Regions from separate parts of the Mus musculus genome. Here all the other regions are linked to region 3. The links are chromatin loops, found by intact Hi-C in ENCODE. Cell type or tissue: heart. All regions are shown on one strand.

Region 1 (8,000 bases), 250 kb after region 3:
ACTATTGGTGGGCCTCGAGAAACATCAGTAGTGAAAGTCATTGCTGGTTTATCAGACTCTGCAAAATTAATTTCCTCATGTGGCGAAGGCATTATTTCAAGGGGTGGGGCTGAGGGTACTACTTCCTCAGGTGGGGCAAACCCTTGAGAATCTGAAGATTCAAAATTCTCAGCTTCTACATGGTCTTCCCACACATCCCCGTCCCATGTTGTAGGATCCCATTCTTTGCCAATTAGAGCCCTTACTTTAACTGTCGACACACTCTGAGGCTGAGACTTGAATTTTCGCTGTAGTTCAGCCAACCTCACAATGAGAGTTTCTGTTTGATTTTCTGCAACTTGAGCTCTATTGCTACAAGAGAGAAGATTCTCCTCAAGGACACACTTAGCAACTTTTAGATCGTTTACTTGTGTCTGGAGCCTTTCGATTTTATCACACAACTCCTTCTTTTCATTCATCATTTTTTCCACAGATACTAAGAGCAGCCAGCCAGTAAAATCATTTTCCGATTTTTTCCCCATCTTGTAGAAAGCTTTGTGCACTGAATCACCTAATTCATTAAGAAAATCAAGGTCATTAGCTTCTTTAAGTTCGGAATATAGTTTCAACCATGGGTCTTCAAAATTCTCTGAGTTCCCAGGAGGGAGAGAATCTGGAGAGGTTTCAATAGTTGAAAGTGCTGGTGGATCAACAAGCCAATTCCAGTATTTTAAAAGATTCATCCTTGTACTTCTGTTACTCTAGAACCACTCCTGGTACCAACTTCTGTATTAGTCAGGGTTCTCTAGAGTCACAGAACTTATGGATAGTCTCTAGATAGTAAAGGAATTTATTGATGACTTACAGTTGGCAGCCCAATTCCCAACAATTGTTCAGTCGCAGCTGTGAATGGAAGTCCAAGGATCTAGCAGTTACTCAGTCTCACACAGCAAGCAGGCGAAGGAGCAGGAGCAAGAGCAAGAGCTAGACTCCCTTCTTCCAATGTCCTTATATTGTCTCCAGCAGAAGGTGTAGCCCAGATTAAAGGTGTGTTCCGCCACACCTTTAATCCCAGATGAAAGGTGTAGCCCAGATTAAAGGTGTGTTCCTTAAACTCGGAGATTCAATCTTCTGGAATCCATAGCCACTGTGGCTCAAGATCTTCAAACCAAGATCCAGATAAGGATCTCCAAGCCTCCAGATAAGGGTCACTGGTGAGCCTTCCAATTCCGGATTGTAGTTCATTCCAAATATTGTCAAGTTGACAACCAGGAATAGCCACTACAGGGAACTTTACGTGCATGGAGCTGGGGATCTAACTCAGTTGGCAGAGCACTGGCGTGGCATGAAAGCAAGCCAGTGCTGGGTCCAACCCAGCACTCAGGAGATGGGGGAAAAAGGGTCAGACGTTTAAGGTCATCTTTAACTGCATAGTGAGTTAGAAGCCATCCTGTTCCATATCAGATTCTTGTCTCAAAAGATAAATAAAGGGATGGAGAGATGGCTTAATGATTAAGAGCAGAAACTGCAATTCCAGAGTACCAAAGTGCAATTCCAAGCACCTACGTGATGGCTCATAACCACATCTCGGAGGGAGGCAACACCTGCAGACATCTGTGCACACACACACACACACACACACACACACGGCCATACGCAGACATATATTCATACACAGAACTTAAAATAATAACATTTGTTTTATTTTGTTTAAGACAGTATCTGTCTACATAGCTCTGGCCATGCTGGAACTCATCGTGCAGACCAAGCTGGCCTCAAACCCACAGAGATACACCCCCTTCTACCTCCCAAGTGCTCAGATTAAAGGCATGCACTGCCATGACTGCCTGAAATTTTTTATTTAAAAAAACAAACAACAGCAACAACAAAAACTATGGCTCAGTGGATAAAGATACTTGTTGCCAAGGACAATTCCTGGAACACTGGTAGAAGAAAATAACTGACTCCTGCAAGATGTCCCCTCAACTCCAGTTGTGCACAGACACACACACAATTAATTAACTAAGAACACAGCCTACGTGCACATACAGCATGCAAGCTGGAGTTTCGGTGGATGGACATAGCCTTCTGTCTGCAGAATCAGAGAGAATATGGCTGACCACACCAAGCCTCTTTTCCATATAGACAAGGATAAAATGCACAGGAAATGACCAACAACTGTGGGGTGTTACAGCCAAACGGAACACAACTGCCAGGTTTCAACTCTGTGTCTACCAGTTTATGTCATCCAGAACTTGAAGCTGTGAACCATGACCCCATGCACCTCCTGATTGTCCCCAGAGCAAGAAGGAAAGGGGGGATGGTTAGGGGGATGTGTTCCCCAAAAGTTCTTGTGTTGAAAACTTAATCCCAGGCACTGGCATAGCCTCATACGAGACAGTGCCTGGCAAATACAGAAGTGGATGCTCACAGTCATCTATAAGATGGAACACAGGGCCCCCAATGGAGAAGCTAGAGAAAGCACCCAAGGAGCTGAAGAGGCCTGCGACCCTATAGGTGGAACAACAATAGAAACTAACAAGTACCCCTAGAACTCATATGTCTAGCTGCATATGTAGCAGAAGATGGCCTAGTCAGCCATCACTGGGAAGAGAGGTCCCTTGGTATTGCAAACTTTATATGCCCCAGTACAGGGGAATGCCAGGGCCAAGAAGCGGGAGTGGGTGGGTAGGGGAGCAGGGCAGAGGGAGGGTATAGGGAACTTTCAGTATAGCATTTGAAATGTATATAAAAAATATCTAATAAAAAAGAAAGAGAGAGGGGGGAAAGGAAGGAAGGAAGGAAGGAAGGAAGGAAGGGAGGGAGGGAGGGAGGGAGGGAGAGAGAGAGAGAGAAAGAGAGAGAGAAAGAGAGAAAGAAAGAAAGAAAGAAAGAAAGAAAGAAAGAGAGAGAGAGAGAGAGAGAGAGAGAGAGAGAAAGAAAGAGAGAAAGAAAAGAAAACTTAATCCCCAAAGTCATATATTAATGGGCCTTGGAGAAGTGACTACTGTTAGGTAAGGTCCTGAGGATGGGACCCCAGGGTGGCACCGGTAGCTTTATAAGAAGGGGAAACTTGGACTCTGTCTCACTGTGTGATGCTTCTGCATGTTGTGACCACAAGACCCTCAGCTGACGTTAGCAGCCCACTCTTAGACTCCCCTGGCCCCAGAACCATAAGCTAATCAAACCTCCATTTCTTATAAAGTACCTTGACTCGGGCATTTTCCAGACTCATTTTCCATGGGAATATAGAGAGAGGGACTCTTACACTTTGAAGGACACTCACTACAGAATGTCAGGCCCCGGAGATAGTTCTTATGTACCCACTGTAATCCAGAACTGTCTAGCAGTAGAAACAGAGTAGAAACCAAGCAAGAATACTCCAGAAGCCATAGATGTTATAGAGTAGACTAAGAGGAAGTTTCTAGATTTTCAAAAGGAAGAAACTGAGACTGAGTAAAGTGTGTATGTGTTGGGCCACAAAACTGTGCAAACAACAACATGGAGATTTGAGTTTGGTCTGTCTGACCCCCTCCCTCCAAGAGCCACAGGCAATGCAGTGAGGGACAGCATGCTCCCATTGGCCCAAAAAACCCCAAAGAGTCACCCCAAGTTAGACATGATGACTCACACTTATAAGTCCAGCACTGGAACTGGAAGAGACCATGGTCTAGGTCAGCCTGAGGATCATAGCAGATCCCAAAAAGGGGGGAGGAAATTCATCCTAAAGACCAAAAATCTCAGGTCCTAGGCAGGACTGGGAGCCTTTATTTGGCATCTCCCAGATCCTAAGTGTGTATCTCAGCAGCTAGCTCTCGCGAGAACTCAGTCCCAGGCTAATCGCAGGTAGAATCTGATAGACTATCGGTACTGTGTCCCTACATTGGCTTTTCCTCTGCAAAATTAAACGAAGAACAACTACCCCACAGAGATTTCAAGTTAATATGGGTGAAAGTCTTATAATAGTTCCCAAAACACAGCTATACTCAGAAGCTGTCCTTGGTTCCGCTTCTGCAGAAAGGGGAAGGAACCGGGGTGACACTGGGTTATGCTGATTTCCAATGAAATCATTCAGTGTGTTCACCCTCGGGCAGATCCCCATCTTCCTAGTCAAGGGGTAAAGTCTGAAGGGGGGCAAAAGTGTTCTGGGGAAGTGGGTATGACATCCTGAGTGGGTTTGTGAAGAGATCTTTGCTTGGCTCCTTTGGAAAACATACCAGAAACAAGAGACCAGATTATCGTGAGTTGAACCTTGGGGTTAGCCTGACCTCTAGTGGTCAAATAATAAACCATCGGGGTACTTGAGAGCCGCTTAAGGGTAAACAAAAGGATAACTTTGTTTATCCACTTATCCGGTGGGTGGTTTTTGAATCCACAAGGTCTTGAGCGTGGCTAAGCTGCAGGCACACTAAGTAAGCTCCATGGTTCACATAAGTCTTAAGTGGTAGAGTTGGGGTTTTACACCAAGCCTGCTTGATTTTAGAGGTCTCTTGTTTATCCACACAGCATGATCGATGCCTGCCTTTATGAAGCCTTCATGTTTAATTCATAGAGACGGCCAAGCTGATGAAGGCCACCACAAGTATGCCTGGAATAACACAAACATATTATAACGCTCATTTTTTTTTTCAAACCGGGGAACTGCTGTTCGATGGCCTGGCACTGTGTATTTGACCACGCATTCAATGTTGAGTTAGTATATGAATTTCCACCTCCTGCTTCCTGTCCCAATGATCGCTTCATATGGACACTACAAATGCCAGCTTGTTTGAGGGTGGCTGGTCTTCCCATCTGCTCTAAAATTCAGCAAAGCCTGGAGGTTGGGGCTTTACTCCCTGAACCCCACAACAGAGATTTGCTGAACCCCACAACAAAGATTTGCTGATGGCTAAGACCACACCCGCCCAGCACTGAGTGAGTCACAGAGTGTTCAACTTACAACAGTCACCCTCAGATTTCTGGACATCAGGATGGACGATGCCAAAATGGTCCATACTCAACAGAAACTATATTTGAGATTTTAGATTTGGGTTCTTTCCCAAAATAACAAAATATGCAGCACGGTGCTCGATCCTGACACTAGGCAGAAGCAGGAAGCCATGGCTCTGATCAGCTCCATGCTTCGGAAGATAACAACCAACGCTTGACAGTATCATAAGTCATGGTGTTCAACAACTGGGTACAGTAAATGCATTTCTGGCTTAGGATGGGCTCACTGGCATTTAACCCCCACTGGTAGGTGGGATACTGGTCAAGGCATGGAAGGGCAGCCATCTGTTTCCCAGGCACCACTTGAGAGATGAGAATGTCAGTATGTCGGTATGTCAGTGTTTTCTGAGACAAATGGCACAGTGAATGATCTGTAACAAGTTGAGAACACTCTTTACAAATAGGACAGTCACTGAGTCCCTTTACAAGGGCAGATGGTGACTCCTGTGTCTGGACCAAGTGAGGAAGAACCTTGTAGCAAGATTCCTCCAGCACTAAAGAGAAAGTCCTGGGGGCTAGAGAGATGGCTCGTTCATTAAGAGCACTCCCAGAAGACCCAAATTCAATTCCTAGCACTCGTGGCTAGCAATGATCCGAACTCCAGTTCCAGTGGGGAATCTGATGCCCTCTTCTGGCCCTTCTGGGCACTGCACACATTTGGTGCACAGACATATAGGCAGCAAAATACCCACGCACATTAAATCAGAATGAACACGGCTTTAAAATAAGGAGAGAGAAAATCCTGTTTTACAACTTTTTAAAAGGCCAGCCGAACGCTAAAAGGTGAAGATAAATACAACACGCTGGAGGCGGAGTTGAGAAGGAAGGCAGAGCTGTTCTTTATATGCCCCAAGGCCCTACCTTAGAGGCAGTTACCCACAGACAGTCACTGCTGAGCACATTGGAGTAGGGAGGGGGATTAAGTACTTTAGCAAAGTGCCTAATAGAAGCTGCATACAGGAGAAGCACTTAGGTTTGGAGCATGGGCTACTGTATGCCCTGTAGCAACTCCAACTTGCTCACATCTGGATGGATCGGGACGCAGAGGCCAGCCAGAAGTAGGGCTAGCCTGTAAACCTCAAGGCCCACCAAGTGACCCACTCCCTGTAGCTCAGCCCACCTCCTAAGGTTTTCATAACTGCTGAGACCTGCCTGACTTTGGGATCAACCAGACCAAGGCAATGGGGAAATGAAGAAGTGGGTGACACATACACAGAAATGCTGAGCTGGGCATGCACTCGTATGGAGATGTATCAGCAGTCCAGAAACTCAGCCCAGTTATTATATGCAGTGGAATGAGAGGGAGGAAGAGGAGGAGGAGGAGGAGGAGGGGAGGGGAGGAAGAAGAGGAAAAGGACTAGGTACTCTTAGTAGGTGGGGTTTCTGTAGAGCAGTCCCTTGTTGCTGTCACCTGGGAAGAGGAAGCTGTGGCTGGAACTCTTCACATACTATCAACGTCTGACCAAAGGAAGGGTCCGTAACGTGGCTGTACTCATGCCAATAACACTCATTCACTCGAGGTTTCATCCACTCTCCACATAGAACCCCCTACCAGGATGAACAGCGCCACCATGAGGGGACCAAATGTTCAAACCTGGAAGCCTCTGGGAGACATTTTAGCAGAAAATAAGATCATTGGAAAGCAGGCAGGATTCAAGTGCTACCGTAGACGAACTCCAAGCTCTGTGTAGCTCATTCCCAAGCACTGCCTTATCTCACTTAGATTTAAAATAACCCAGCACCGGTCTCTCAAAGAGCAATGATGATCCCCAAGCTGGCCATAACTACTGCAGGGCTAAAGATGAATCAATACAGAGGCCTTAAACTGGCCACAAAGATGAAGGGCAAGTGGAAGACAGTACGTGCAGTTAGCTAGCTAGTGTTCCCTGGCCAAAGCTAACAATACGGAAAGATAAACAGACGGCATTCAGTAGTGCTGTTCCTGCCTGGCCACAGAGCTAAAAGGTATGCCGACAACCATAAAAGAAATCGAGTTTGTTATTATTTCTTCCTATCGTCGATTCATCCTGCGTGCTTGAGCACATTGAGCAACTCCAGCTGGCTACAGGCTACGTCAAAGGATATTAAAGTTAAATCTTTTCCCTTTTGTAAGGCAGAATGAGTAAAGTCTGGGGCTTTCATGCCCCAGACTCTAGAAGAAAGGGCAACTTTGTGGTACAAACACATACAACACGCTGGAGGCGGAGTTGAGAAGGAAGGCAGACAGAAGGAAGGCTCCCTGGGAGCCTGGTTCTGGTCTTTTTTCCTTTGTTTGTTTGTTTGTTTGTTTGTTTGTTTGGTGACATGGTCCCCAGTAGCTCAGGCTAGCCTTGGCTTTGTTATGTAGTTGAGGATGGTGTTGAATTCATTGTTCTCCCACCTCCGCCTCCCTGAATGAGCAAGGACGACAGGCAACAGGGGTACCCCACCATGCTCATCCTTAACCCCCTCACTTCTCTCTGTTCCCCTCTTCTATCTCTTTCCAGATAGCATCCTTATCCTGGCACCCAGGATCGCATCTAATTTCAGCAAACTGCTTTTGCATCCCTTTTTTTCCTTAAATCCATTTCTAAGTTCTCTATTGATGTAACCAAGAACCTACAAAGGGAATCCTGTGCCCTAGCAACGCACAACTATCAGCTTTTAATTTTTTTTTCAGCTTTTAATTTTTATCTTAAGATCAAGTCTAGGCTCTCTAGACTGCCCTTGAACTCAATTTGGAGCCCAGGAAGGAGGACCTTGAGTTTGTGATCTTCTGCCTCGGCTTCCAGAAAATGAGATTATATGAAATCTAGCAGCTAGAATTTAAGGTCTACATTACCTCAGAGCCCACACTGCTCTAACAGATCTACTGTGTCCCTCACCCCTGACATCGAGGCCTGTAGCTTTCTCTATAAAGTTCTGCACACACTTGGTTTCTGAGACAAGAAGAAAGGTGCCAACAGTTCGTTTAGGAAGTGACCCCAAAAGGCACTAGGAGAGCAGTGGGGGTGTGAAGGGGGTGTTCTACTGCTGCAGCGCACAGGAACCTG
Region 2 (8,000 bases), 240 kb after region 3:
TTGGGTGGATACGGGTCAGCACTTGCTTAACAGCTTCCTTCCGGAAGGAATCCCTGACACAGTACCAGCCACAGATTCCACTCTAAAAGAAAACAAGGCTCATTTCTCCAGAATAGGTTAAATTGCAGCTAGATATAGTCTTGATCTTAGAAGCTCAAATCAAGAGGATGATCTGACATGAAAGACTACGATTACATTCCTGCAGAACATGGAGGGCCAGGGCTGTAGCAACGCAGTGTCCAGTATGATAACTACTCAGTATGTGTGACCATGAAGCACTTGAAAGCTGGTTATTCCAAAATGGGCTGTAACTGTGGGCATAAAACACATGCTAGTATTCTTAAATATTTAGTATTTTAAAAATAGTAATCTTCATATTGGTGAAACATTTAGTAATAGTATAGACATATTGGATTAAATAAAACCTTGTGAGAATTAAGGATTTTAAAGTTGGGAGTGTGGCTCAGGTGATAGGATGCTTGCCTAGCCATTCACAAAGTCCTGTGTTCAAGTCTAACACAGCAAGCATGAACTAGCTGTGGAGATGCACAGGGCAATTCCAGGGATCAGGTGATGGGGGCAAGAAGACCAGAAGTTCAAGGCCTTCATCCTTCAATATATAGCAAGCTTGAGGCTGGGATTCATGACTCAGATTTTTTTAATGTTCTTATTAGTTCATTACATTTTACTGTGACTATCAGAACCTTTTCAGTTATACAAGAGTTTCACGTTACTTTTCCTTTCTCTTTTTTATTTGAGACAAGATCCTGGTACATAGTCCAGGCTGACCTGAAACTCACACTCCTCCTGCCTCAGTCTCCCAAGTGCTGGAATTACAGGTGTACCTCATCCCACCTGACTTGACATTGTATTTCTCTGGCCATCATTATGGGGAGAAAATATCCTGGAAGGACAGACCTGAACTGCCTGCGGGGGACTAACCACCACCCTCAGATATTAAGGCTTGTAGAAAGGTAGTGGTGGCACGGGGAATGAGAAACAGAAGACATAAAAGCAGATGTGACATAGCCCGTTTGTCTATTTTTAATTGTGGCAAGAGTGCTTATCGTATGATTTACCCTCTCATCAAGTCTTGAGGTAACATTGGTCTTGGGGTTTTGTTGTTGCTGTTGTTTTTTTTTTTTTTTTTTTTTTAGGTTGGCTGGTTGGTTCTTTTAGGTTTGGTTTCTTGAGACAACGTATCGTGTCATTCAAGCTTGCCTTGAACTCCTGGTGTAGTTGAGGATGACCCTCAAGTCACAACCCTTTTGCCTCTACCTCCAAAGTGCTGGGATTACAGGTCTGTGCCACCATGCCTGGCTCCTCTAACTGCTGGCTGCAGTCACTGAGCTGCGTGGTGATCACCAGAGCATATTCATCGCGCGTGAATGCACTATATATGTTGATTAATAGCTCCTATTTCCTTCTGCCCCTAGTCCCTAGCAACCACCACTCAACGTTTTGATTCTACAGACATGACTATTTTAGGTGTGTCCATAAGTGGGATCAGCTAGTTTCTCTGCCACCCTCTCCTGCTCCCCACTCCTGTCCCCCAGGCAACTAAACATGAGTCACCCTCCACTTGCCAGGGGGGAGAAAGTTGTCATCACAGAGCCAGCAAAGATGAATGGAAAAAGCAAACCCTCTGTTTTTAAGATCAAAATCCAAAAGCTCATAATCCAGGAACTCTATCATAAGGTTTCTCTTCTGTGGCATCAAGAATCGGTGCTGAGACAGAACACAGGTGGACCAAGAACCAGGCCTGCATCCCTCTAGATCCCTTAGAAGATCCCATATGTTGGAAACTCATGGTCCAACCTGGGTTCAAGTTCTACCATTACCACTTTTCAGCCACGTGACAGTAGACCAATACCTTAGACTTTACAATCTCAGTTTCCTCTATAAAACGGGGCTGATGAGACAGAATCCACCCAAGGCTTCCATGACAGTTCATTTATGTATGAAATCTGAGCACTGACAGAACTCTAGCAAATGTGAGGTGTTTGCTGCTATGCCTGGGTGAGCCTGAAGAGTGTCAAGGCTAAGAGAACACAGGATGGGTCCAGTCAGGATGGCAGGAGCTGCCAGGATGTCTACTCATTATGGAGAAGATCCATGTCCTCTGTGAATACACTAACTGTCACTTAAGATCTAGCCTATCTACCTTCACCTGTCACGAAGCCAGAGGGGAGAATGCTCTCAGTGGATGCCCCGAATGCCCAGGGGAGGAGGAGCAGATGGACACTCTGCTCCAGGACAGATGGACACTCTGCTCCAGGACAGTGAAAGATCCCTTTGTAATAATCTTTTCTTCCTGACATCAGCAACACTCCACTAATTAGCTCAACTCTGAAGGCCTCGCAAACTGGGAGAGACAAGTGAGCTTTAGTTGGGTTTTGTTGTCGTTGAGACAGGGTTTCTTGCTAATGCAAGCTGTCCTCAAACTCACTGCATAGTCAAGGTTGCCCTTGAACATCTGGTCCTCCTGACTCCACCTCCCAGGTGCTAAGATTTATAGACAGGGTGTGCCAGTTTTATACATGTGTTTAGGATCTCAGGTCATCAGGATGGTTAATGCTAGGAGTCACTTGACTACACTGAAGGATGCTTAGAGATCTAGTAAAGTGTTGCTTCTGGGTGTGTCTGTGAAGGTTTTTCCGGAGAAGATTGGCAGATGAGAAAGACCTGCCTTCAAGCTGGCATCATCCAATCAGCCTCAGGATAAGAGGGGATGGAACAGCATCATCGGCAGGTGAGTTTCTGCTGTCCCCACCCTACTTCATACTCTGATTCTTTAGTGTCTTATTCTTAAGGCTTACACCAATATCCCCTGCTCGGGGAGTTCTCAGGAGTTCTACTTTTGACTGAGGGCTGTATCATCAGCCTCCCTCATTCTGAGGTTTGTAGCTTCTTGAACCAAGCTAGGAGGCCAGCTTCTTTTCTAACAGTCAGCCTATCGTGGAACACTTCAGCCTTGTGACTATGTGAACAAATCCCCCCTCAGATCAGCCATCCTTGGAAAGCCACTGGGAAGTAAATGCTGTTGATCTCAAACCCAGAACCCCCTTCCAAGCCAGCATGCCTGCTCCTCCAGATGCCAGCAGGACTGGCTTCTAGGGGCTCACATGTGTCTTGCAAAACTGCACAGTGTGGATTCGATCTTATACCCTAGCCAACAACATAAGTTGAAGTCCTGAAGTTCTTACCCCTTGCCTTTGAATATGAGCTTATTTGGAGACAGAATTAGAAGTAATTAACACAAACGGGTCATTGAGAGTCTACGACAGTATGACCACTGTCCTTATAAACAGGGGAAATTTTAAAATGAAGATGTATAGGAGGTCTGAAGAGATGGTTCAGAGGCTAAAAGCACTTGATGCCCTTCCAGAGGTCCTCAGTTCAATTCCTAGACACCACATGGTGGCTCACAACCATCTATAATGTAATCTGGTGCCCTCTCCTGGCCTGCAGGCATACATGCAAGCATATATATAATATATGTATATATAATGTACACTGATATATATGATATGTAATATATATGTTTATATATAATTATATACTTATATAGATATTCTAAATCTATAATGTGCATATACATATATACTGTATATATAATAAAAACATAAATCTTTTTAAAAATTAAAAAGAGATGCATGACAAAGATGAAGGCAGAGATCAAGAATGTCAAAAATTTCCAGCAATTACCAGAAGGTACGAGAGGGCAAGAGACAGGTCCCTCTCAGAACCTCAGAAAGCCCAGACTGCAGACCTCCAGTCCAGCCACTAAAGATAAGTTCTTCCCCTTCCCCTGCCCCTGCCCCTACCCCTGCCCCTGCCCCTTCCCTTTCCCCTTCACATACCCCTGCCCCTTCCCCCTCTTTCCCTTCCCCTGCCCCCTCTTCCCCTGCCCCTTCCCCTTCTTCCCCTGCCCCTTCCCCTGACCCCTCCTCCCCTGCCCCTTCCCCCTCTTCTGCTGCCCCTGCCCCTGCCCCTTTTGCCCCTGCCCCTTCCTTTCCTCCTCTTCCTCTTCCTCCCTTCCCCTTCCTCCCTTCCCCTTCTTCTCCCTCCTCTTTTTTCCCGTCCTCTCTCCCTTCCTCCTTCTATTTCCTTTCTCCTTCTCACATCCCTCCTTTCCTTCCTTCCTGCCTTTTTAAAACTCTTTCCTTGTCTTTGTTTGTTTTGTTTGTTTAAGGTTCTCTATAGTAACCCAAAATGGACTCAAACCTCATGATCCTCCTGCCTCGGACTCCTGAGTGTTGAGATTGTAAGAACATGACATCATGCCCAGATCAAAACAGTCCATATCTATGTCTTAGTTATGAATTAAACACTACCCTTTGCCAGCAAGGTGTCGGTTTACACCGATTCCGAGGCCCTCACAGCTCCTTGCATCAGGCTCTCAGCAAAGACTTCACAGCAGAGCACCAGCCACGTGGCCTTGACGACCCGACAGGTTCTCAGGCAACACCAATGGACTTCCGGTTCCGTTTTCACTCTATTTCTTCAGTCACCCCTTCTGGAGAACCTAAACCCAGCATAGGCCAAGAAGTCAAGTCCAGAAACGCGTGTTTCCTGGGCTCCTGCAGGCAAGAGATTCTTCCTCCGCTGCTGGATCAAAAACTGTTGGAGACAGCCTTAAACTTGGGACGAATATCTATGACCTGTGAAGGCCAGCTCTCTTAGAGGGAGAGGAAGCTGCTGCCGGGCCGAGCTATGGGATCTAGATTCAAAACCAGCTCTCCACTATCAAGGACACAGAAAGGGGGTGCCCCCGCCTGGTCAAGATAGGATTAGGCCAACTCAGCTAAATTTTTCTCACAGAGCAAAAGCAGAGTCTAACACTGGTCTTCTGCTTCAGATTCTCACGCCCGCATACTCTTACACGTACTTTGAAAGTGCTGTAGAGATTGGAAAGTAGATCTGAATCCAGAGAGGACCTGGAAGTACTGCTAGCCTATACCCACCAGTTCAAAGAGGGACTGTCCCTAGTGATGGACCAAGCTGGTCTCTCGCATCTTCCCAGGGATGTGAGCCAAACCTCCTGTGAGCAATTATAGCAACTGCCCTGTCTGAGCAGGAACAGATTAGAGGGACTCTGCCTCCCTCGCTCTTACCTGTATAGAAATATTAACTCAGAATGAGGCTGCTCTGGCAAGAGATCACAGCCAAAGACCTTCTAGGTCTCTGTGATCCAGCTGGAATACAGACATGCCTGTAATCCCAGGAGACTGAGGCAAGCTGATTTCTGAGTTCAAGACCAGCCTTGATATAGAGCTAGTTTCAGGTAAAGAAAAGCTTAGGTCTAGGCATGGTGGTACACACCTTTAATCCCAGCACTCAGGAGACAGAGGCACGCAGATCTCTGAGTTGTAGTCCGTTCTGTTTAGTCAGTGCGGTTGAGTCAGCGAGTTGAGAGGCAGTGAGTGCAGTGGAGTGGAATTCACGACAGTTCAGTTAGTGGAGCTCAGAGACGGTTTTTATAGAACACTTTTACAGAGTCAGGTTGAAGAGAGAACAAGCTAGACACAGGTGAAGACAAAACAAGCCAGGGAAAGAGAAGGAGCCAGAAGATTCGAACAGATTGCTAGGGATAGTTTGAGGCCAAGCAGAGCAATTCAGTCAGAAGCTGAGAAGCTAGTTCGAATCAGCCAGCTAGGAAAGGAGTTTGAGCCAGAATAGTTGAGTTGAACCAGCCAGCCAGAGCTCAGAAAGAGCTAGAAAAGGTGAGCTTGTTAAGCAGCAAGTCTCAGAAGCTGAAGACATTCTAGGCCTAGATTAGATTGCATGGAGGCTAGAAGCTTCCAAGACGAGGCCTAGGTTAGCTGATGGCAGCAGTAAGCCTCCGAGACAACAGTTACATCAGACAAATAAAAGTTACTTTTACAGGTACCAATGACTCTCAGTTTCTGGGATCATTTCCTATGTATCTCTCTGGAGTCCAGGTTGGAAAGTGGACGGGGATGTTGTGATGGCAGACATGAGCACATAACAAGGTAGGTAACTCTATGTACATCCAGGGCCGACGTCAGAGGGAAAGAGTGAAAACCATGTCTACGTTAGCAATGAAAGATACCTTGCAAAGCAATCTACCTCCAGACTCATTTAACAGATGAGAGAAATGAGATTCAAAGATGGGCTGGACCCAAACAGGGGGAGGCATGTGTTCCTGGTCACACTGGAGTGTGTACATGTGTGTTTGGGGGATGGGGAATGTATTAGTCAGGGTTCTCTAGAGTCACAGAACTTATGGATAGTCTCTAGATAGTAAAGGAATTTATTGATGACTTACAGTTGGCAGCCCAATTCCCAACAATTGTTCAGTCGCAGCTGTGAATGGAAGTCCAAGGATCTAGCAGTTACTCAGTCTCACACAGCAAGCAGGCGAAGGAGCAGGAGCAAGAGCAAGAGCTAGACTCCCTTCTTCCAATGTCCTTATATTGTCTCCAGCAGAAGGTGTAGCCCAGATTAAAGGTGTGTTCCGCCACACCTTTAATCCCAGATGAAAGGTGTAGCCCAGATTAAAGGTGTGTTCCTTAAACTCGGAGATTCAATCTTCTGGAATCCATAGCCACTGTGGCTCAAGATCTTCAAACCAAGATCCAGATAAGGATCTCCAAGCCTCCAGATAAGGGTCACTGGTGAGCCTTCCAATTCCGGATTGTAGTTCATTCCAAATATTGTCAAGTTGACAACCAGGAATAGCCACTACAATCCACCCCTTGTCAACTTGACACAAATAATATCTCATGTTCACATGAAACAATAACAAGGTTGTAAATACGCCTAACATGATATAACTATCCCTCGTACAATTGCAAACGCATTAGTAAATTTACAGTGGGCATTCATATTACTTTATAATCCTCGTTTCTGCAACTGGTTATGTGGCCTTAATTGGTATTTATAACTACCTTCCTCTACTACCCATTCTGTATTTCCTTCTCCTTCAGCCAGAACCTCAGCAGGTCTTGGCTCTTTTCCTAGAGGATTGACCCATACCTTCATTCCTGATGGGTCTGCGTCCTTTGTCATCCTGCTTGGATTAGGCTGTTGTAGTTTCCCATTGACTTTAATCACAGGACATGGTAGTACTAAGAGACGCCCTAAGGGATCATCTACACTCCAGACATAATCTTGCTTACCACCATTGTGAAGAGGTAATCCAATTTCCCCATGGTAATCTGGATCTATCACCCCTCCTAACACTGTTATTCCTTTTTTAGCCTGTTGGTTTAAGGGCATTAGAAGCCCAAAATGACCAGGGGGAAGTCTGAGCTTCCAGTTCAATGGAATGTTTGTTGTAGCTCCTGGTAGGAGCACTCCCCTCTCTGGAGCCAAAACTTCTAAGCCAGCAGAACCTAGAGTTATGGGGACAGGAAGCAAAAATTTTCCTAGAGGGTCACTAGGGGTGATAGTAAGTGGAACTATTCCATTTTCCACCCCTTGATTCCTGGACCCATGAATCCTGGCTATGGGTGAAACTGTACCATATATCGAGCGCTGATTCAAAGCATATACTGCCTTCTGAAGAACTCTACCCCAGCCTTCCAAGCTGTTACCACCTAATTGACGCTGTAACTGCGTCTTCAAAAGGCCATTCCATCTTTCTATCAGACCAGCTGCTTCAGGATGATGGGGAACGTGGTAAGACCAGTGTATTCCATGATCGTGGGCCCACTGTCGTACTTCTCTGGCTGTGAAATGAGTTCCTTGGTCAGAAGCAATACTGTGTGGAATACCATGACGATAGATGAGGCATTCTGTCAATCCGTGAATGGTGGTTTTAGCAGAGGCATTACGTGCAGGAAAGGCAAATCCATAACCAGAATAAGTATCTACTCCAGTAAGAACAAAACGCTGTCCTTTCCACGAAGGAAGTGGTCCAATGTAGTCAACCTGCCACCAGGTTGCTGGCTGGTCACCTCGAGGAATGGTGCCATATCTGGGACTCAGTGTTGGTTTCTGCTGTTGGCAGATCTGGCAATCAGCAGCAGCTG
Region 3 (8,000 bases):
ATTGCAGAGAGAAGAAGCCCAGGCATTAGGAATAGCTTACCCAAACAGTTGACATTTCTGTGCTGATAAATCAAGAGGTGGCTGAGAACAGTGGACTGGTGGCTTGCTGCTTCTTGTTTGCATTTAGTTTTTAATTAACTTTGAACACTTACCAAAATATGCTTGCATAAGATTTTAAACCAAGTAGGATAGAAAGAGCTGAGATAAAATTCCAGCTACCCTAGACCCTCTTGTCTTTCTGCACCCGGGCACTCAGTTTGTCTTTTAACTTACTCCACCCTACCCCCTCTTCTGCTTTAGATATAGTAATTGAATAATGTCAATTCTATCTTTGACATTTAAATATTTACTTACTTACTCATTTAATGTGTATGGGTGTTTTACCTGCATGTATGTCTATGTACCATGTGCATGCCTGGTGGCCATAGAGGCCAGAAGAGAGAGCATCAGATTCCCTGGGAGTGGAGTACAGATGGTTGTGAACTGCCATTTGGGTTTGCAGAGAATTGAACCTTGGAAGAGCAGCCAGTGCTCTTAACTGCTGAGCCATCTCTCTAGAACCCATTTGCTATTTTTACAAGATGCTTAAATTCTATATCTGCTTCCTTGAGCCAAATCTATGTGTCTTGGCTTCTATCTGTAGTGTTGGGATACTGTGTGCTACCTCCCTTCCCCAGCTCACAGGGCATGGTCCTCTTAGCCAGACTGTATCATAGGATCCCCTCCCTCTGAGCTCATTTGATTGGTAACAGTTTAATATCACAACACAAGCTCAACCAGTTAGGTTGTCAATTCTGGGTATTCTAAGTTGGAGCTCAATCTAACTCCCATCTTGAAGATCAAATAATAAAGAAGATGTGAGAGTTGAGCTTGATTATCAAATTGATTAACTAGAGAAGCACCTGGGAGATTCGTAAACCCCATAACTGGGTTTATCAGTGAGGTCATTTCCAGAGACATTAACCTAAAGGGGAAGATTCGCTCTCAGGCAGTCCATAGGCTGAGGGCACTCACCCTCCCCCCTTCACTCTTCCTCATCTCTTCCTTTCTTCCCTCTTGGATAAGCTCTTTCTTCCTGCTCCCTCCCTCCCTCTCTGCCTTTTGTCTTCCATAGTGTGAGCTGCCCTGATCTAGCAGGCTCTCTCTGAATTATGGATTGAGACCTCTGAATCCAGGAGCCAGTAGATCACACACCACCACCTCCATCCTGCTAGCTGCTTAGGTCAGGTGTTATTAACAGTGAGAGTGCAACACAGAAGATAAAACCTTTTTTTTTCTTCTACGAACTTAAAAGGAGGCACAGCTGAGAAACACAGGAGCCATCAAGGATCTCAGTGGCTTTTACTTCAAGATTCCGAGTCTGATTTCAATTCTAATTTCATTTTTGGCTTTGGGTTCCTCAAAACATCCTCCATATTTCTATGCTACACTCCCCATTTTCTCAAGTGAGCTCCAGTGAGTTTCTGGCGCTTGCAGATAAAACGTGCTCGATGATATAGCTTCTCCTGCTCCTTGGAGAATGAGACTTACGTCATTGTCCCAAGTGCAGAGCTGGCTGGCTTATACATGGTGGGCACTCAAAAAAATTATGCAATTGAATTAGCTGTTAACAATACTTTTATAAGTGGAACCCTAACAGATGAAAAAAGGCACAAATAAATATACTATGGCTGTTAATGGCAAGCTAAGAGTTCAGTGGAAGAAAAAAGTCTCAATAAGAGAAAGACGCACAGGTTTAAAGCTGTCAGAATGCCTTCTGAGTCTCCTGCCAGATGAGCAGGGTCAGAAAGGATCATTGGCAAACAGGGAGGAAGCCTCTGGCTCCATTTCCTTAAGAGGATGCTTTGAATTGCGATGAAAGAGCCCTCTAGTGGTGAGAATGTGCGATTCTCTCTCGGCCCAGCAGCAGATTCCACACACCCATGTGCACACCTACAGGTGTTACTGAATAAAAGACTGAGGTCCTCCCCGCTAGTAAACCAGGAGAAGTTGTTAGGATCTAAGTGATGGGCTCCCTGCCTCTGGCTCTCACTTCAGTCAGATGCTCTGACATGTTCCAAATGCCCTCACATTCAAATTAGCTTTGGCTTTGCACAAAGGTTACCAAGGATGATCTAATGTCATCAAGCTATAGCACAAAGCTCTATTCTTGGGCATTGCAGCCATTTCTCTTCTGCTTTCTGAGTATGATTGTTTTCCTTGTCCACATGAGCACTTGGCTGTTCTTCTCAGTAGTCTACCTGGGTACTTGGTTCTATCAGCTAGACACCCAGTATGTGTGGCTTTCTGTTACAAATCTGAGGATGTGGATCTGGGGCTACCGTTGCTTTGCTGTGCGTCTGGTGAATGGAGTCATGGAGTGCACTATCCCTAAGGCCAAAGCCCTCCCACCATCACTGCCTTGCTACAGAGTGCACCTTTCCCACCTCTGCTGGAGTGAGAGAAGAATAAAACAGATCAAGGAAGGTCTGTTTGATTGTTATTAATTACTTCATATTATTTAAACTTCTGAGAGTGAGAAGAAAATATCCTCCTATCTTATAAAACCTCCCAGGAAAGACCAACTTCACCTTCATGTAACTATGTGGCCTTTTAAATTGATAGTTATCAATCAAGCTGTGTGTGAAAGCTATACCTGTAATCCCGGCATTCTAGGCATGGTATTTTTTTCTTATACAGAAAATCTGTTTCTCAGTTATTAGTATTGACATTCTTTTTTTCTTATTTTATTTATTTTTATTAGATATTTTCTTTCTATACATTAGTATTGACATTCTTGATCACTATTATTTTTGTTGTTAATACAAATAATAGTGATTGCTAACTTCCTTTCTCTTTCTTTCTTTCTTTCTTTCTTCTTTTTTTTTTTTTTTTGAAATGGTCTTAATGTAGTTTAGGCTGGTCTCAAACTTGTTAGAAAACCTAGGATGGCCTTGAACTGTTCTTCCTGCTCCTTACAGGAAGGCTCATGTATCTTTCCCCCATTGCCTTCCATGTGTTTCTAGTCTTGTTAGTTATGGTTTTGGCCCTAAAAATGCATTTCATTTTGTTATATGTTAAATTGTCAGTATAAATGTGACATACATATATACAACTCAATGCATATAAACAGACAAATCCACACTGTACCTGCATATTCGCACACACACACATACATACATACATACAGCTGTGTATTTATATAAAGCACGATCACATGACCCTACAAACTGCACCATGTGTGTGTACACATATACTCACATATCTACTTTATGTCTGCAACAAATTCATAGGCATTCAGAAATCATGACAAAATTGACCATAGTACTCATTTAGACATAAACACAACTATACAAATAAGCCTATATGTGCACGCATATGTATATATAACACCAAGAACCAAATCTTCAAATGACATTAACATAAAAATAAAAATATCAAAGTAACAAAAAGGTTGTGAGCCAAGTCTGAGACTTCTTCAGTATATTGCCCCTACTCAGTTACCTGAATAGAAGCTCTCATACAGCCAGAAATGGCATCCTGGGGAATGGAGATGTCTGTGATCCCCTTCCATTATATGTTTGTCCAGTTAAATAACACTCAACTATGACAGCTGGTTGTGGGCACATCTCATGGGTTGTAGAAATAGCGCATGCAGCCTCAATTCCAAGCATCCAAATGGGTGTTACTACCTGTCAGCCCACAAGAAAATAATTGGTCAGAGCAATTCGGTGGAATGCCTGAAGTCAACTTAGTGTGTGTCCTTATCTATATGCTAGAACATATGGAACCGGGAAGCTGGTCTGTGCCAGTTCTTTTCAGCATTTGCTATTTCTGAGGGAAAGAACTCACAGGTGTGTGATGACATTTGTGCTTTGGGCAAGCAAGGAGCCCAGACCTAATTACACCTGCATCCTGGTCTGACTTAGAAGATGTTAACAAATGAACAGCACCAGGGCCTTTGGAGAGAAGCTGACGTTTTCAATGCTCTCTCATCCTGAATTCACCACCCCCTCAAATGTAAAAGTGTGAAAATATTTAAGAAGTGTATTCAGAAATCAAACCTTTACATCCCTTCATCCAAGGTCCCTGATATGTAAACAACAGTTTAGGTACATTTAGTTCCTTCAGCCCTTTAGAGGTATATATGTTCACATATACATATGAATGGTTCTGGGTCTGATGTAAGCACACTGTCTCCTGTGTAAATCTGAGCTCCGGAGACAGGAGGGTAGACATATTGGTTTGTTTTCTGAGGAATGAAATTGAGACAAATACACATAGACAACATTTTGCCCACCCAAGTGAGCCACCAGTCAGTCTCCCATCCCTTTAAAAAGATTAGATCTTTCCCGGCTTCTGTCTCCCTAGTGGACTCCTGCAGCAAAGAGCAAAGTTGCCTGGCTCATTGGGCTCAGGGATGAGGAGGAGGGTTGATTAGAGAATGCTGCGTGGGGTGGGCTCTGAGATAACGCGCGCGCCAGAGTGCGCTGTGGGCCCTTGTCCTTAACCCTTCCCTCTGAGGAGCCGGATCCGCCGTACTGCAGTGCCCTGAAGCCCTGATGCTGATTGCCCTGGGCTCCCGAAACTTTGCTTGGTTGTGGGCTTGAGTACGCAGAGCTGAGCTGGCTGGCTGGCTCTAGGAACGCACTAGGAGAGTGTTAGGGAAGGGACCCTTCAGCACCCGGAGTTCCTAGACTAGGACCACGAGGAACGGTGCAGCGGCAAGGGGAGCTGTCCCTTCAGCACCACGGACCTCCAACGACCCGGCCTTGAGAAGTGGGAGGCTGGGCAACAGGAGAGGAGCTGTCCGCTCAGCACCACGGACCTCAGCTCTCCGACGCAAGTGGCCGGCCCCCGCCCCAGGACTCTCCCTTTTCTCCAGTTTGCGCGGGGGTGTGGAGAGCAGGCGGAGAGCTTTCCTGGGAGGCTGGGGAAGCAGTGAACACTCTTCTCAGCGACTCGCCTCCCAGCAGAGCTATTTTTTGCCATCCGCCCTCACCCCCAGCACACGCGCTCGCACACACGCACGCACGCGCGCACACACACACAAACACACACTCACACACACATACACACGCACACACACACATACACACGTACACACACACTCACACACACGCGCGCACACACGCACACACGCTCACACGCTCACACACCAGACCTCTCTGGGTTTCTTTTGCCTTGAGTCTCTCGGGGCTGTGAGAAACCAGGCGCATCTCAAACCAAGCTGGCAGCTCCAAGCTCCGAAGCCATGCCCTGCACAAACGCTAGTCCTCACCAAGCTCCTGAGGAATGAAAGCAACCCAGGAATCCTCTGACCGCGGCAGTGATGTGGACCAACCCCCTGGAGCCCGCACCCTCCCGAGGGCCATAGAGGACTCGGGGAACTGGAGAGAGCCCAAGACAGGAAATCCCAGCTTTCCCAAAGTCCCCGTGGATGCTGACAAAAGGAGATCTGGATTTTTGGAAGAGGCCGTCCTAGGTTACCCAGCTGCAGAGTGATTCTCCCGTCTGTCACTGAATCTACCCCTCCAACCCCCAGCCGTTCAGAGTACCATGAAGAATTATGAGGATGTGTGACAGAGGTATCCAGATGTTGATCACTACTGTAGGAGCCTTCGCAGCTTTTAGTTTAATGACCATTGCAGTGGGCACGGACTACTGGCTATATTCCAGAGGTGTGTGCAGGACTAAATCTACAAGTGACAATGAAACCAGCAGGAAGAATGAAGAAGTAATGACCCACTCCGGGTTGTGGAGGACCTGCTGCTTGGAAGGTACTTACAAATTCCTCTCACTGGCTCTGAATGATCTGCTTCTAATGTCCTGACATGTGTTGGGGGGGAAATAGAGGCAATGGAGGGGAAGAAAAATAGTTTTAATTGTTGTTGGAAATATGTGAGGGTCCAGACTATGCTTCCACGGAGCCTGGTGCTGTGTGGATGGAAGGGTTGGGTCTTGTTGATTGGTTTTGGTCTATGCCAAATGTGATGTGATTTTGTAACGCTCTTAAACACCTTCTGCAGTTGAGAAAGCCTCTAATCCCGAGTCTCTAAGCATGTTGTGCACTGCTTGGATTTCTGTCTATAGAAGGAGACTTTGGATTTGTTTAATTACATTTTGGTGAATGGGGATTATTAAGGAATGGAAGCAGAGAAGACAGGAAGGTGCTGAGGGACTGATCTAACCTGGAGCACTCTGATCTGGTTTTTTATCTTTTAATCAATAAAAGCTTACCAGCCTCTTCTGAGTTTGGTCCAACTAGACATTGTCATGAACTCCCTTTGTTAACTTATACTAGGGAACAATATGTAAGCCCTAATCCCCACACCCTCACATCTAAAGAAAATGTCTTTATGAATAAGTGTTTCATTATTTAGGCTCAAAATAAAACTGAAGTCTTGGTGTTTGCTCTCCACCTGACTTCATTCATAAATCACGCCCATCACCAGCAAATGTATTTCCTTGACATTTAGATAAGACTGACTCTGAGAATTGCATCTCATTGCTTCTAATTTTAAAAATTAGAGGATTTGCTCTAAATTATAATGAGGTGGGCAGGCCATTTTAGAATGTGGAGCTCTTAGGTAGCCTATGTCACTACTAAACTTGCTTCACCACTTGAAGAGTGACTGTCAGTTTCAGTGGACAATACCTGGGTATCACAAGGAGTGAAAAAATAATGAAGAAAATCAAAGCTTTGTGAACCTGCTACCTAAGGGAGCCACTAGATTAAAGGGCCACTAAGAAGGGATTTTGTCTGCTTGGTTGATTTTTGCTGTTTCTCTGGCTTCCAGGAAGTCAGTGAAGTTTATCACAGTGATAGTCAGGAAAATACAGGCTTCCTCCCCTCCCCTCGATCTCCCTTGGTTCCTCCCCCTGCATTCCCTGTGGCATTTCTCAGGGTTTCTTGGGAACTCGCATTTATGTAAATGACTTGGGAACTAATGCTATGACATCACTTGCTAGTGTAATATTGCATCATTCTCTGGCCTCCTTCCCACGTCCTGACGCTCTGAACTCTCCTGCCTATAGCGCCACTACAGTTGATTCTGTTTCCAACACAGATTTGCAACTGGTGGGAAACCCAGGAGGGAAAGGGCTACTTCATGTGAAGTCAGAAAACACCAAGTACTGCTGCAAATGGTCTCTATACTCTTAGCTAAGAGATTTGTCCCTTTTAACTCTCAGTTAACCCAAGAAATGACTGATTCAGAATCAATAGTCTTGAGTTAGAACTACTGAAGCGTACACTGCAGCCAGTAAACTGACAGAAATTCTAAAATGTGGTTATTTCTGACCATTTGCAGTCGGCTAGCATGAGGTCATTCACCTTGGAGAATTTCCACCATTCCCTTTGCTGTGTTGGCAATTATGAATCGAATCAGTTTTGCAATGCTGTGATTGGTATATATGACGATGCCTACATAAGTGGCATTAAAAAAAAAAACCCGGGTTCTTCCCCAGCTAAAAGCCATACAGAAGTACATCAGGTTTATAGTCATTTTGCCCCTTGGAAATATTCTGGAAATGTAAAATTAAACAGTGATACTGACATTCTTCACCCTGCCTCATTTATTTAAATGTCTGTCAGGATAAAATCAGGGCCTACATTTCCTGAACCTTTCTTCAAACCTGCATAAAGAGCATTTCCTCCTCTCTTCGACATGCTGCTCTAGGCCTACAGTTCATGCCTGGGACCAAAGCCCCAACTGAGTGTTCCATGGCTTCAGTCGGGTAACTGAGAAAGGAGATTGGGGAAGAATTAGAAGGACTGGAGATGTGTTCTTGGGCTAGTCAGTTCTTTTGAGAAAACTTGTTGGAGCCTTCTTATAGTTTTTCTCAGCTAAGTCTCATGTTCTAAAGCATTCCATTCGGAAAGATACATAAACCATTATGAACCGGAAAAGTTTTTACCATCTAGATGGGCCTGGCGAAAATTTGAAGCCAAGATTCTTCTTAATGGATTGAACACATCGGGTGCTCAAGAAATTTGCAGGAACCTCTGTTTTCTGCAT

What was found. Hi-C counts contacts between places; a loop is a spot of excess contacts. Peaks named below come from ENCODE experiments on the same cell type or tissue, not always from the same donor. Only the 100,000 strongest peaks of a DNase experiment are listed, where the experiment ranks them.
Region 1: it touches region 3 in a loop (2.5-fold over the local background); 18 of 42 quality-filtered maps call a loop at or near these places.
Region 2: a loop joins it to region 3, with 3 times the contacts of the local background. A loop is called at or near these places in 12 of 42 quality-filtered maps.

What each region holds. Positions count from the first base shown.
Region 1 is chr7:122,916,131-122,924,130 of GRCm38, forward strand. No RefSeq gene overlaps it. Among named protein-coding and RNA genes, the nearest start is that of Gm39082, 4.4 kb to the right of the region's middle. In heart, CTCF peaks have their summits at 4,259 (motif pointing left) and 5,606 (motif pointing left); a DNase peak (open chromatin) is centred at 4,061.
Region 2 is chr7:122,904,700-122,912,699 of GRCm38, forward strand. No RefSeq gene overlaps it. Among named protein-coding and RNA genes, the nearest start is that of Gm39082, 16 kb to the right of the region's middle. In heart, CTCF peaks have their summits at 3,468 (motif pointing left) and 4,785 (motif pointing left); no DNase peak of the experiment used is centred here.
Region 3 is chr7:122,666,226-122,674,225 of GRCm38, forward strand. It overlaps Cacng3 (calcium channel, voltage-dependent, gamma subunit 3), which reads left to right and starts at 5,519. Exons shown (of 4, transcript NM_019430.2): 1 at 5,519-5,759. The coding sequence starts at 5,549. In heart, a CTCF peak has its summit at 1,874 (motif pointing left); a DNase peak (open chromatin) is centred at 4,766; H3K4me3 peaks cover 960 bases; H3K27me3 peaks cover 2,136 bases.